Regions from separate parts of the Homo sapiens genome. Here all the other regions are linked to region 3. Evidence: chromatin contacts called from ENCODE Hi-C or POLR2A ChIA-PET data. All regions are on one chromosome and are shown on one strand. Each heading gives the region's core, a stretch centred on a gene start or an enhancer-like site at or near the end of the contact. The rest is flanking DNA. Distances are from core to core; before and after follow the strand shown. Region 1 overlaps KANSL1 (KAT8 regulatory NSL complex subunit 1). Region 2 holds the start of GRN (granulin precursor). Region 3 holds the start of MAP3K14 (mitogen-activated protein kinase kinase kinase 14).

Region 1 (3,687 bases), core at 1,014-3,513, 830 kb before region 3:
ATAATTAGTTCAGAGCGCTGATCTTGAGAGATAGGAACGTTTCCTGTTTTTGATAAATGATAGGTTACCCTTGTTTATGGTTAGGGGTGGGTTTTTGTCATGGTCCAACCAGGTGATAGTTATATATGTGAACATATTAAAATTGTTTTTAATGTTTAAATTCTAATCCTTAAAATGTGACAGAACTGATTTATGTTCCTCCTCTCCCAGTTCTCTTCAAATCATGAGAGTGACCCTCTTAAAAACTGCTTTCTTTCGGGGGAGCGGTTGTTGAGAAGAATCATGTAACTATGTAAAAAGCATGTCTGTTTGGTACACTATTTGCTAATGTCAGAAGTGTTAAATAGAAATAAAATTTCCACCATAGTAGCTAATTATTATTTAGTGTGTGTCAAAACTGTGTGCTAATTACTTTTTATAAACCATCGCCTTTAAAGTCTTATAACTTTTCTATGAAGTAGGACGTTTGTGTCCCTACCTCCTCTGTTTTACCATTGGGAAAACCAGGGCCCAGAACGAGTAACCACACAAGTTCCACAGCTACCAAGGTCAAGGTTATTTCTACCCTAAATACACATCTTTAAATTTTATATTCATCAACAACCTAGTACTTAAAAATTCAGATTCCTAAGCCTTTCAAGGGTTTTGCCTGTGATTCTATTTTTGATCTTTGTACCAAACTTCGAGAAAATACCGTCATATAGTCTTCTATTAACAGCAGTTGCCTCATGTGGAGAACACCTGAATTTTACTTACAACTTCTTCCAATGCTGACCCATTTTGATTTTTATAAACATTTTGAAATATTTGTTAAGTTGGTCAAGCAAGAGATAATGTGATTATGTAGTATCTTATCAGTTGAGATCTTTCTCTCTCTCTCTGCCTCTTTCTCTCTCGCTCTCTTTTTTTTTTTTTTTTTTTTTTTTAAAGAGTCTCACTCTGTCACCCAGGCTGGAGGGGTTAGTGGTATGATCTCTGCCCACTACACCCTCTGCCTCCTAGTCTCAAGCAATTCTTCTATCTCAGCCTCCCGAGTAGCTGGCACTACAGGCGCATGCTACCACATCTGGCTAATTTTTGTATTTTTTGTAGAGACAGGATCTTGCCACCTTGCCCACACTGGTCGTGAACTCCTGAACTCAAGTGATCCACCCACCTTGGCCTTCCAAAGTGCTGGGTTTACAGGCATGAGCCACCACCCCAGTCTGGTTGACGTTTTTCACCTCCTTCTCTTTACAGCATATTCAGAAATTTTAAACCAGTAATACGAAATACATATATTGGTTGATTTTTCTGTTGTATTTTAAGCATATTGACTTTTTAAATCGGATCATATTTTTGCATGCAAGTACTATGGCTTTTCAAGGTCATTCTGATTTGAAACAACACATTTCTTAGTCAATTCATTGGCTCTTTACCCCCTTTTAAAATTTTTTATTTTTTATGTGATTTATTTATTTACTTATTTTTAGTGATGGAGTCTCACTGTGTTGCTCAGGCTGGGCTCAAGCAGTTCTTCTGCCTCAGCCTCCTGTGTAGCTGGAACTACCTAAGGATGTGCACCACTGTGCCCAGCCAGATCTTCACCTTTTCCAAAAAAAGAAACATCTAAATGTGAAACCTTTTAGGCCTGTCAACTTCTTTTTTTTTTTTTTTTTTTTTTTTTGAGACGGAGTCTCGCTCTGTCGCCCAGGCTGGAGTGCAGTGGCGGGATCTCGGCTCACTGCAAGCTCCGCCTCCCGGGTTCACGCCATTCTCCTGCCTCAGCCTCCCAAGTAGCTGGGACTACAGGCGCCCGCCACTACGCCCGGCTAATTTTTTGTATTTTTAGTAGAGACGGGGTTTCACCGTTTTAGCTGGGATGGTCTCGATCTCCTGACCTCGTGATCCGCCGGCTTCGGCCTCCCAAAGTGCTGGGATTACAGGCGTGAGCCACCGCGCCCGGCCTCAACTTCTTGTGATAGACACATACAGAATTTTTCAGCTACTCTCTGCCTATGGGGTAGCCCTACCTTGCAGGAGCAGTCCAAAAAAAATTTTTTTTTTCAATTTAGGATCAGTGTAGAGGAAAGAGCCCTGGACTATCATAAGACTGAGTACCAGCTTGGCCAGTCAGTCACTTTGTGACCTTGATTAAGCTATGTAACCTTTTCAAATTGATTTCCCTCTCTGTAAATAGAGCTGATAAGATGGCTTGCCCTGTTTCCTGTGGTTTTTAAAGAGGATCAAATGAGTGCGTGAAAGTTCTCATGAAAACTAGACGTCTATTCAAATATGAGGTGGTGGTATTCTCAGAAGGTCATAGATGAATGATGCATTTATTTTAGTGCTTTTCACAGTTTAGTCTCAATACTGAGTGCTTACTGAGGGGTTGTATGGAGGCACACTAGTTGTTTCTTTAGGAGATGTCTTTAGCTGCTAGAGTAGAGAACAAAAGAATGAGTAAAGAGGCTTCAGAAAAGCTAGTATGGGCTGGCACGGTGGCTCACACCTGTAATCCCAGCACTTTGAGGGGGCCAAGGTGGGAGGATCACTTGAGGTCAGGAATTTGAGACCAGCCTAGCCAACATGGTGAAACCCTGTCTCTACTAAAAATACAAAAAATAGCTGAGTGTCATGGTCGACGCCTGTAATCCCAGCTACTCGGGAGGCTGAGGCAGGAGAATCCCTTGAACTCAGGAGGTGGAGGTTGGAGTGAACCAGGATTGCATCACTACACTCCAGCCTGGGTGACAGAGAGTCACTCCTCTCAAGAAAAAAACAAGGAAAAGCTAGTATGGATGGAGCACCTCCATGCTCATTTCCTAGAGCTTATGTTTTGTTGTTTGATTTCCTAGTTCATAACAGAAGGGGTTTTGTAAGCTGACCTAGCTTGACAATCCTTTTTGGGTTTTTTGGTTTCAAACATGATCTTATAAAATTATTTAGTGCATTAAAATGTAGACCCAAGTAGCTGCTTAGCTCTTGAGAAAAGGCTGTGTTTCAGTTTAGCACAACAGTGTTTTCAGGAAGATAACTGTTCTAGATAGCTCTTTTTTTCCAAAATTCTTGATTAAGGTTTGGGGAATTTAGAATTATCTCCAGCTATTAAATTATCAAATTGGTTAAGTAGAGGTAGAAAGTTTATTGCATAAATCAGTAGATTTGTCTTCCAAAGAAGCTTATGAAATAGAAAGGGCCAGGAGGTATACCTGTAGTTGAAATATGGGATGGGCCCATAGAGAGTGAGTTGGAAAATGATAGTAAGTGGTTGAACATGGACTTTAAAGCATGGCATGCTCTGAAGTCATATTAGAAAAGTCCTTTGCTTTCATGCAAAACTAGTCTCCGTGGCTTTTCATTGTGTAGATCGGGTTAAAAGCAGAATATAAGAAGCAAGTTTTTGGATGAGATGATAGAACTTAAGTAGTACTTGTCTGTCAATCCTAAAAGAATTATTTCTGGCCAAATCCTCTCCTCTAACCACCAAATAAGGAGCTTGACTTCATTCTCACTGTTAAGAATCAGAAACCCAGTTTAGAATATCCAACTCCTGGTGAACTTTTAAAAATTAATATATATCTTGATACTTTATAATCTATTGTGTGGCATCCAACGAATGTGAGGTAATCTGGGGAGTTAGAAATGCCTTGCATTTCGTGTGGAAAAGGTGTAGTCGTAAGTTTGGCCTGGGAAGGTTAATACTGT
Region 2 (3,574 bases), core at 1,041-3,540, 970 kb after region 3:
AAATATATTGGGCGCGGTGGCTAACGCCTGTAATCCCAGCACTTTGGGAGGCCCAGGTGGGCGGATCCCAAGGTCAGGAGTTCAAGACCAGCCTGACCAACGTGGTAAAACCCCATCTCTATTAAAAATACAAAAATTAGCCATGCGTGGTAGCGCACACCTGCAATCCCAGCTACTCAAGAGGCTGAGGCAGGAGAATCGCTTGAGCCCAGGAGGTGGAGGTTGCAGTGAGCAGAGATCACGCCAACATACTCCAGCCTGGGTGACAGAGTGAGACTGAGATTCTGTCTCAAAAAACAAAACAAAAAAACCCCTGAAAATGTTACATCGTTGCTGAGTTATACAATGTAGTTAGGCTTACGATGGGTGCATCTATACTGAACATCTACAGATAGTTCTTTCTTATTATTCCCTAAACAATTCAGGATCACAACTATTTACATGGCATTTCTTTTTCTTTTTCTCTTTTTTTTTTGAGATGGAGTCCTGCTCTGTCACCCAGGCTGTAGTACAGTGGCGCGATCTCAGCTTACTGCGAACTCCGCCTCCCAGGTTCAAGCAATTCTCCTGCCTCAGCCTCCCAAGTAGGTGGGATTATAGGTGTGCGCTACCACACCTGGCTAATTTTTGTATTTTTAGTAGAGATGGGGGTTTCACCATGTTGGTCAGGCTGGTCTCAAACTCCAGACCTCAGGTGATCCACCTGCCACGGCCTCCCAAAGTGGTGGGATTACAGGCATGAGCCACCACGCCCAGCCGACATGTCATTTCCATTGTATTAGGTATAAGTAATCTAGAAATGATTTAAAGTATGTATAGGTTATATGCAAATATTACACCATTTTATCTCAGGGGCTTGAGCACCCACAGATTTTGGGGTCCTGGAACCAGTTCCGTGAAGATACCAAGGGACACCTATAACACGTCACACATCAGGTCATGGTGACGTCAGGCTTTGATGGCCCCAGAGCGTATTGGACCTGGGTTCATATCACTAGTGGCACGATGGGCAGTGCCTGGGAATGGTGCAACAGGTACAACAGAAACAGGGTACAGGGACTGCCTGAAAATCGCACTTGGGTCCTAATCCTAGAATTGCCAACTGTGAGGGCCTGAGAAGTTGCTCTCTGTCTGTGCCTCAGTTACCCCACGAGTCTAGGTGTGGATACCACTGCGGGGGGAGGGGCAGGAAATCTCACCCACCCAGTCACTCACATCCTCTCTGCTCCACCTGGCTTTCCTCAAGTGCCCCTCCCCTAACTCAGCATCCCCAAGAGGCCACCTCCTGGACAGATAAGGATGAAGTTCACTGGTCCTGGACAGTGGACCCTCTCCTCAGCCCCACAGCTCCCAGGCAAAGCACCTGCAGCTGGCACCGCCTGCTTCCTGGGTGTTCTCAGCAGGCTGTCCGCTGCCATGGCTTGCTGGGAAGGGGAGTCTGTCTGCACAGGAGTGTTCGGCTCCCTGGTGAATTACCTGTGCATGTGGCCCCTCCTGTTTACCCTAAATTGAGGGAGTATAGTGTATGCTTCTACTGAATACAAGCACTCGCATACAGAAACAGGGATGAGGAGGCGAGTCGCAGTCTCTCATGCCACCCTACACCGCCAAAACAGCCAGAGGGGACAGCAGCCTCTTCAAGACCCTAGCTCCGTTATCTTCCACTAGGTGGCACCCCCCAACTCCGAGTGCCAAGGGGAGAGGAAATTCCCAAAAGGGGAGCCAACCTAGCTGCAAATGAGCAGGAAAAAGTGGCTGGGAGAGGCGGAAGCTAGCTCGTCCCACCCGCAACAAGAGGAAGTAAGGAGGAGCCAGACCAGGTTCAGTCACCACTCCCAAGTCCCTACTACCTTCGAGAAGCCAAGGTCTCAGGTCTCGTTCCCAGGCCCTCGGAGCTCCCAGCCCAGGGTCGCGCGCCCCTCCGGCTCCAGGCCGCCGCGGGAACCACCCACCACCACCAGGAGAGGGGAAGAAGCCAGCACCTACCGACAGGGGTGGAGCTGGGTCAAGAATGGTGTGGTCCCTGCTTTGGGGGAATGCTGGGGAGGTAGAAAGCCCCTTCTAACGGGGCGTCACTGCAATTACTGCTTCCTCTTTCCCATAAAACTCCCCCTAGTGTATCAGAACCCCCAAGGAGTTTCAGTAAGCGGTTCTTCTGTTGTCTCCGGCTGAGACTCCAGGGGAACCTCAAGCTCACATGGCCCTGGCGGGCCCCTGGGCAGGAGCAGGCGAGAGGTCTGCGCGGCCGCTCTCCTACCTGCGTCCGACTCCGCGGTCCTTGGGCAGCAGCAACCGGGTAGCGCTCAGACTACAGACCCCAGCGCGATGACCCGCCTACCTCAGTTTCCATTGGCCAGGGATCAGGGCTACCCGCTCCCATTGGCTACTTATCAATATAGAGGTGGGGCCAGCCTGGAATGCTGTGTTTCTTTTCTACTCAAATCACTCTCCTCCCTGCTTCCTCTCGCCCCACACCCCATTTCTAGGGATCATGTGATTGGAGAATCATGTGACGTCGGGACAGCCTCAGCAGGGCAGCTGGTGCTCGTCGCCTTCCTTAACCCATCCTGCAGGCGCCTGGGGGAGTTTGCTAGAGATGATAGCGCGTGTCTGGGGCATTGACAGTGCGAGGGAGTGTTATGAATTGGGAATATTTGTGCTCGCCTTTCTATCCTTTTGTTTGTTTGTTCTGAGACGGAGTCTCACTCTGTCGCCAGGCTGGAGTGCAGTGGCACGATCTCGGCTCACTGCAACCTCTGCCTCCCGGGTTCAAGCGATTCTCCTGCCTCAGCCTCCCGAGTAGCTGGGACTACAGGCGCGCACCACCACGCCCAGCTAATTTTTGTATTTTTAGTAGAGACGGGGTTTCACCATGTTGGCCAGGATGGTCTCGATTTCTTGACCTCGTGATCCGCCCACCTCGGCCTCCCAAAGTGCTAAGATTACAGGCATGAGCCACCGCGCCCGGACTTGTGTGTTTGTTTTAGAGACAGGGTCTCGCTCAGTCGCCCAAGCTGATCATAGCTCACTGCGGCCTGCAACTCCTGCTCCCAAAGCGATTCTCCTACCGCAGCCCCCCAAGGCGCTGGGATTACAAATGTGAGCTACTGAGCTGGCTCGCTCCTATCCTATCCTGCCCTGTCTTGTCCTGTCCTGTCCTGCCCTATTCTGCCCTATTCTCCAAACTCGGTTGACATGCTAGGCAGGCCCCAGAGTGAGTTGAAGGATGGTTTCCAGGACAAAGATAAACAGCCCCAAAGCCCTTTCCTCAAGGTGCTCAGCAGGACAGGGAGCAGGGATTGGTGGGAGACAGTCTCAGGCTGAATCTAATTTAAGATACAAGGTTGTGCGCCAGTTGCCAGGTGTAGGGAGAGGAAGTAGATTGTCTCCAGGTGGGGAAGAAGAGATTTCATTCCACCTTAGGAGCATCTCCTTGAGCTGAGTCTGGGAAGATTTTAACTGGCAGGTGGAGGAGGAGGTGTTGGGAAGAGCCCTGGGAAACCAGATGGGAAGGGCAGGCTTGGCAGGGATTGAATGCCATGTTCAATGCCAGTGGGCTTCAGGAGCTGCTGGG
Region 3 (3,834 bases), core at 729-3,228:
TGGTGGGAGAGGCAATAAGGGCATCCAAGATTGCCGATACCAACCTGTACATCTGGCCAAGCTCTGCCTTTCCCTGAGTCACTGAAATGCAAAACCCTAGGGGTGGAAAGAGATTTGGGGGCCACCAGTCCAGCTTCTTTCTTGTCTGCCATCTCCCAGCTAGTCAGTGGCAGAGCCAGGGTGGGCGCCAGAGACTGTTTGGCTCTAAAGCACGGACTCTACGGGAGCCACAACCTCAAATGCTCCAGGGGCCAGACAGGTGACATAAGGTTAGATGGTTGGGTGGCGGGAACTGTAAGGAACCGCAGGCTCTGCTCTAAGGCATTCAAATTCAAATTTAAAAAAATATTGGGCCAGCCAAACAAAGCATATTTCTGGCCTGGGTGAGTGAATGAGGCCCTCAGGTTGTGAGTTTTTGACCACTGCCTAAATAAATGGTCTTCCCTATTCCCCAGCAGAGATGACTGTTTGGCACAGATATCCAGAAAGAAGAGTTCAGCTTCGGACTGTCTGCAAAGTAGTCTCAAGCAGATGGTGGTCTTTGCTCAAACACTTCCAGAGATGGGGTGTTCCTTACTTTTCAAGACAGCCTTGGGTGGGGCCTGCCTATCCCCGGACTAGAGCCACTCACCACACCTACCATGGACCCTTCATGGAAGTGGGATGCCCAGGGTAGGAGTACATCTTTTATTTTGCAATAAAAAAAAAAGTTTGGATTTTTTTTTTAAAGGACTGCCTCACTCTGTTACCCAGGCTGGAGTGCAGTGGCACGATCATGGCTCACTGTAACCTCAGACTCTCAGCCTCCCCTCTAGCTGGGACTGCAAGTGCAAACTACCACGCCTGGCTATTCTTTTATTTTTTTGCAAGGACGAGGTCCTTGCTATATTGCCCAGGATGTTCTCCAACTCCTGGCCTCAAGCGATCCTCCTGCCTTTGCCTCCCAAAAGCGCTGGGATTACAGGAGTGAGCCACCGTGCCTGGCCTGGAATTTATTACAAATAAAATACAAGCTCAGTGTGGAAACACTAGATAATACAGAGGGGCAAAAGTTAGAAAAAGTTTCTATACCTTCCCTACTCCCCACCCCCGACCCCCATTCAGAAAGAAGCACTGTTGACACTTCAATGCATATTCTGAACTCCAGGTCCTTTCTTTGCATACATCAAGCTCTCATCCTCTTGCTGGCTCTGTGGTCTGCAAACCCAGAGAGCAGATGCTTTGCTCAGCGCTCGTACCACGCCACGCACCCACATGCTCTCTTTGTACCTGGGTTTCAACCCACAGGTCGGGCCCCTGTAAGCCCTTGGCTCCCCAAGCTTCTCGAGGGCAGGCACTGTAACCTTCTTTACTCATTCCAGGGATTCTACAGGACCAGGCACACGGTAAGAGCTCAATAAAAACGTCTCTACCCCCACCACCTCCCGCCTCAGCCGCCACCGCTTGGCAGCAGAGAGGAAGCGGAACGCGCGCGACCCACGAGGGAGAGCGCCTCGCTGTCTCCAAGGTAACCGAAGTCAGTGGCAGGGAGTGCCCACGCATGCGCACACTCGCCCTTCCTTCCCGTAACCTCGAGAACGCAGCTGGTAAGACTGCCAGAAGCCGAGGGCGCATGTGTGGTTCCACCAACACCCTAGTCGCCTCCGCCTTCTGTCAGTCCGCCCGCCCAGCGATCTCCCTTCTACAAACATCGTCCGGAAATAGTGCCCATTTCTGGAAACCAGGCCTCGTTAACCAATCGTTGCTAGGGAGCGGGAAGACGGGCTTGCCGGGACGACCGTCTCATTGGTTGGCGTAGGGGAGTGGGCGGGGCCACGGGTCGCGGTGCGGCCAAAGAAAGGAGGCGCGAAGCGAGGCAAAGTTACAGCCTCCGGGGGAGGCGTGGCCCCGGGGGCGGCCGAGAAGGCGAGGGGGCGGAGCCCGGGACCGGGGCGGGGCGACCACGGGCCGGGAGCTCAGCGGTCGGCGGCCGGCGGCGGGAGATCGCGGGCGAGCGGAGCGCAACACTCGCTTGGTTGGGGAGATCGGCGCTTGGCCGGTAGGTGACGGGGCGGGACCCTGGGGCCCGGTGCGAGGCGACCAGGGAGCGGCTGGGATGGATCGCCTCTCAGCCCCGGGCTGGGCTGCGGCCTGGCCCCTCGCCCCGGAGCAGTGGGGTCGGCGGCCAGGCCAGCGCAGTCCGACGTACCCCGTCCAACCCACTCGCAGCGGTCCGCGGGCGCGCCCTCGCACGCGCTGCCGGTGCCGCGCTCGCCCCGGGCCTCCAGGCCGCGCACTCCTGCTGGCCACACGCTGGCTCCGAGCGCGCGCAGGGGCCGCCTGCTTCCCCTTCACTAGTGCCCCGCGCCGCCGCCAGGCCCGCCCGCCTGCTCTGCGCCCCAGTGCCCCCAGGATGGAGCTCGCCTGCCGCGGGGCGGACGTGTCTCCTGCAGGAGTGCGCCCTGGCATCTGCCCTGGCGTGAAACCCTCCCGGCCTTTCATGGGAAGTTCTCAGGTCACACCTCAAGGCGGGGAGCAGGAGCTAAGCCTGTCCTCAGCATGCAGCGGGGCAGTGCTGGCCGCCCGCAGCATCCTCCCTCCGCCCTCGGACCCCAGTCCTCCTCTGTAATTCTTCTGGGCTCTCCAACTCGGGACTTTATCTGTCGGTTCAAATATAACATTCCCATCTTGGAAACCCATCGTGGCCCTGGCATCTTGCAGCCACTGGGCACCAGGCAGAGAGGGGCCACTTGTACGTACGTTTCCCACCTGCCCGGGAGCCTCCTTAGTGCTGGGTAGCTTCAGAAAAAGTGTTTCCTTCCTAGTCGAGGTTAAAAAGTTGCTCTCGGCCCTAAAGGGTGGACTGGAGGTATGAATGAGGGAGAGGATAAGTGGTGAAAAGGTACATACATCAGCAAAGTAAATGGTAAAACTACTTTTGATCGCTGGAGACAATGAACACCAATGACTTAATTAAGGACTTTAAAAGCACATGAAATTAAATGATTAGAGTGAGGTCATGATATAAAATAGGAGTCTGGAGTTTATTCCAAGAAAAATGTTGGAAACCCCTTGACTAGAAACATGGTCTTTCTGAAAGATTAGAAGGAGACAGTATCTTAACATTAGTGATGTGTTTTTTGCTTAGTGTCTTCATACCTGTGAGCTCCGTTTTCCTTCAGATGGCTGTGTGGTAAGACAGATTGTAGTGTCTTGTTTTATGGGCGAGGCACCTGAGGCAGGTGTGTATGAGGGAGTGGGGGTGGTATATATCTTGCCTGATGCCTCATAGCTGGGACTAAGGATGGGTCTTTCCCAGAATCCTAGATCAGGACCACATTATAGAACTGAGATGCAGAAAGGAGGGAGAAGTTTTTGGTGTGGTTTTTATGCTCTTAATGTGAGAGGACACTTAAAAAGTGCTTGCCTTACTTTGGTTGTGTTTGGATTTACTCTTGGTGTTTTTTAAGTGATATCAATCAGTTTCTTTGGAGCGATGCCAGACCTCTGAATTTTTCAGACACCTTTCGGACATCCTTATTTATTTTGAAGGGTGTGGAGAACTTCTCAGAAGATCTCAAAATAAAAGTAATCGTCTCTGACTCTAATTTTAGAGATAAGTACCCAGGTATGTGTACCAGCTCTTTGTGAAATCAGACAGCAAGACGCTGCCAAGCTTCAGGCCATCTTCTGAGTGTTTTCTGATTATAAGAAGCAGTTCTGAAGGGGGTTTTTTGTCATTGGTATTGTCTGTTAAGAGTTTGTGGGAGCGGCACCACAGAGACCCTGCCAAATCAGTCTCCCTCTATTAAACAAAAATGTCTGGTTGGGCTGTTTCGCCTCAACAGATGAAGG

The links. A loop is a pair of places that touch in the nucleus more often than their neighbours do. ChIA-PET counts read pairs that join two places held with the same protein, here RNA polymerase II (POLR2A). Pooled maps may share reads with other maps.
Region 1: a loop to region 3 is called in a map with no recorded cell type, with 4 times the contacts of the local background. The contact joins the enhancer-like site here to the promoter of MAP3K14 in region 3. A Hi-C loop is called at or near these places in 4 of 37 single-sample maps with no recorded cell type and 8 of 50 pooled maps. POLR2A ChIA-PET finds 5 or more read pairs at or near these places in 2 of 52 experiments (T-cell and activated CD4-positive, alpha-beta T cell).
Region 2: a map with no recorded cell type shows a loop between it and region 3 (8-fold over the local background). The contact joins the promoter of GRN here to the promoter of MAP3K14 in region 3. A Hi-C loop is called at or near these places in 2 of 37 single-sample maps with no recorded cell type and 4 of 50 pooled maps.

Annotation. Positions count from the first base shown.
Region 1 is chr17:46,144,812-46,148,498 of GRCh38, reverse strand. The region is part of intron 2 of KANSL1 (KAT8 regulatory NSL complex subunit 1); the gene reads left to right. Among named protein-coding and RNA genes, the nearest start is that of KANSL1, 47 kb to the left of the region's middle. Within about 2 kb of position 2,263, at least 3 of the 41 ENCODE cell types and tissues checked have a DNase peak (open chromatin) inside an H3K27ac peak, as active enhancers do.
Region 2 is chr17:44,344,018-44,347,591 of GRCh38, reverse strand. GRN (granulin precursor) reads right to left here and starts at 2,290. Exons shown (of 13, transcript NM_002087.4): 1 at 2,258-2,290. RefSeq lists enhancers at 2,018-2,167, 3,319-3,574.
Region 3 is chr17:45,315,164-45,318,997 of GRCh38, reverse strand. MAP3K14 (mitogen-activated protein kinase kinase kinase 14) reads left to right here and starts at 1,978. Exons shown (of 16, transcript NM_003954.5): 1 at 1,978-2,038.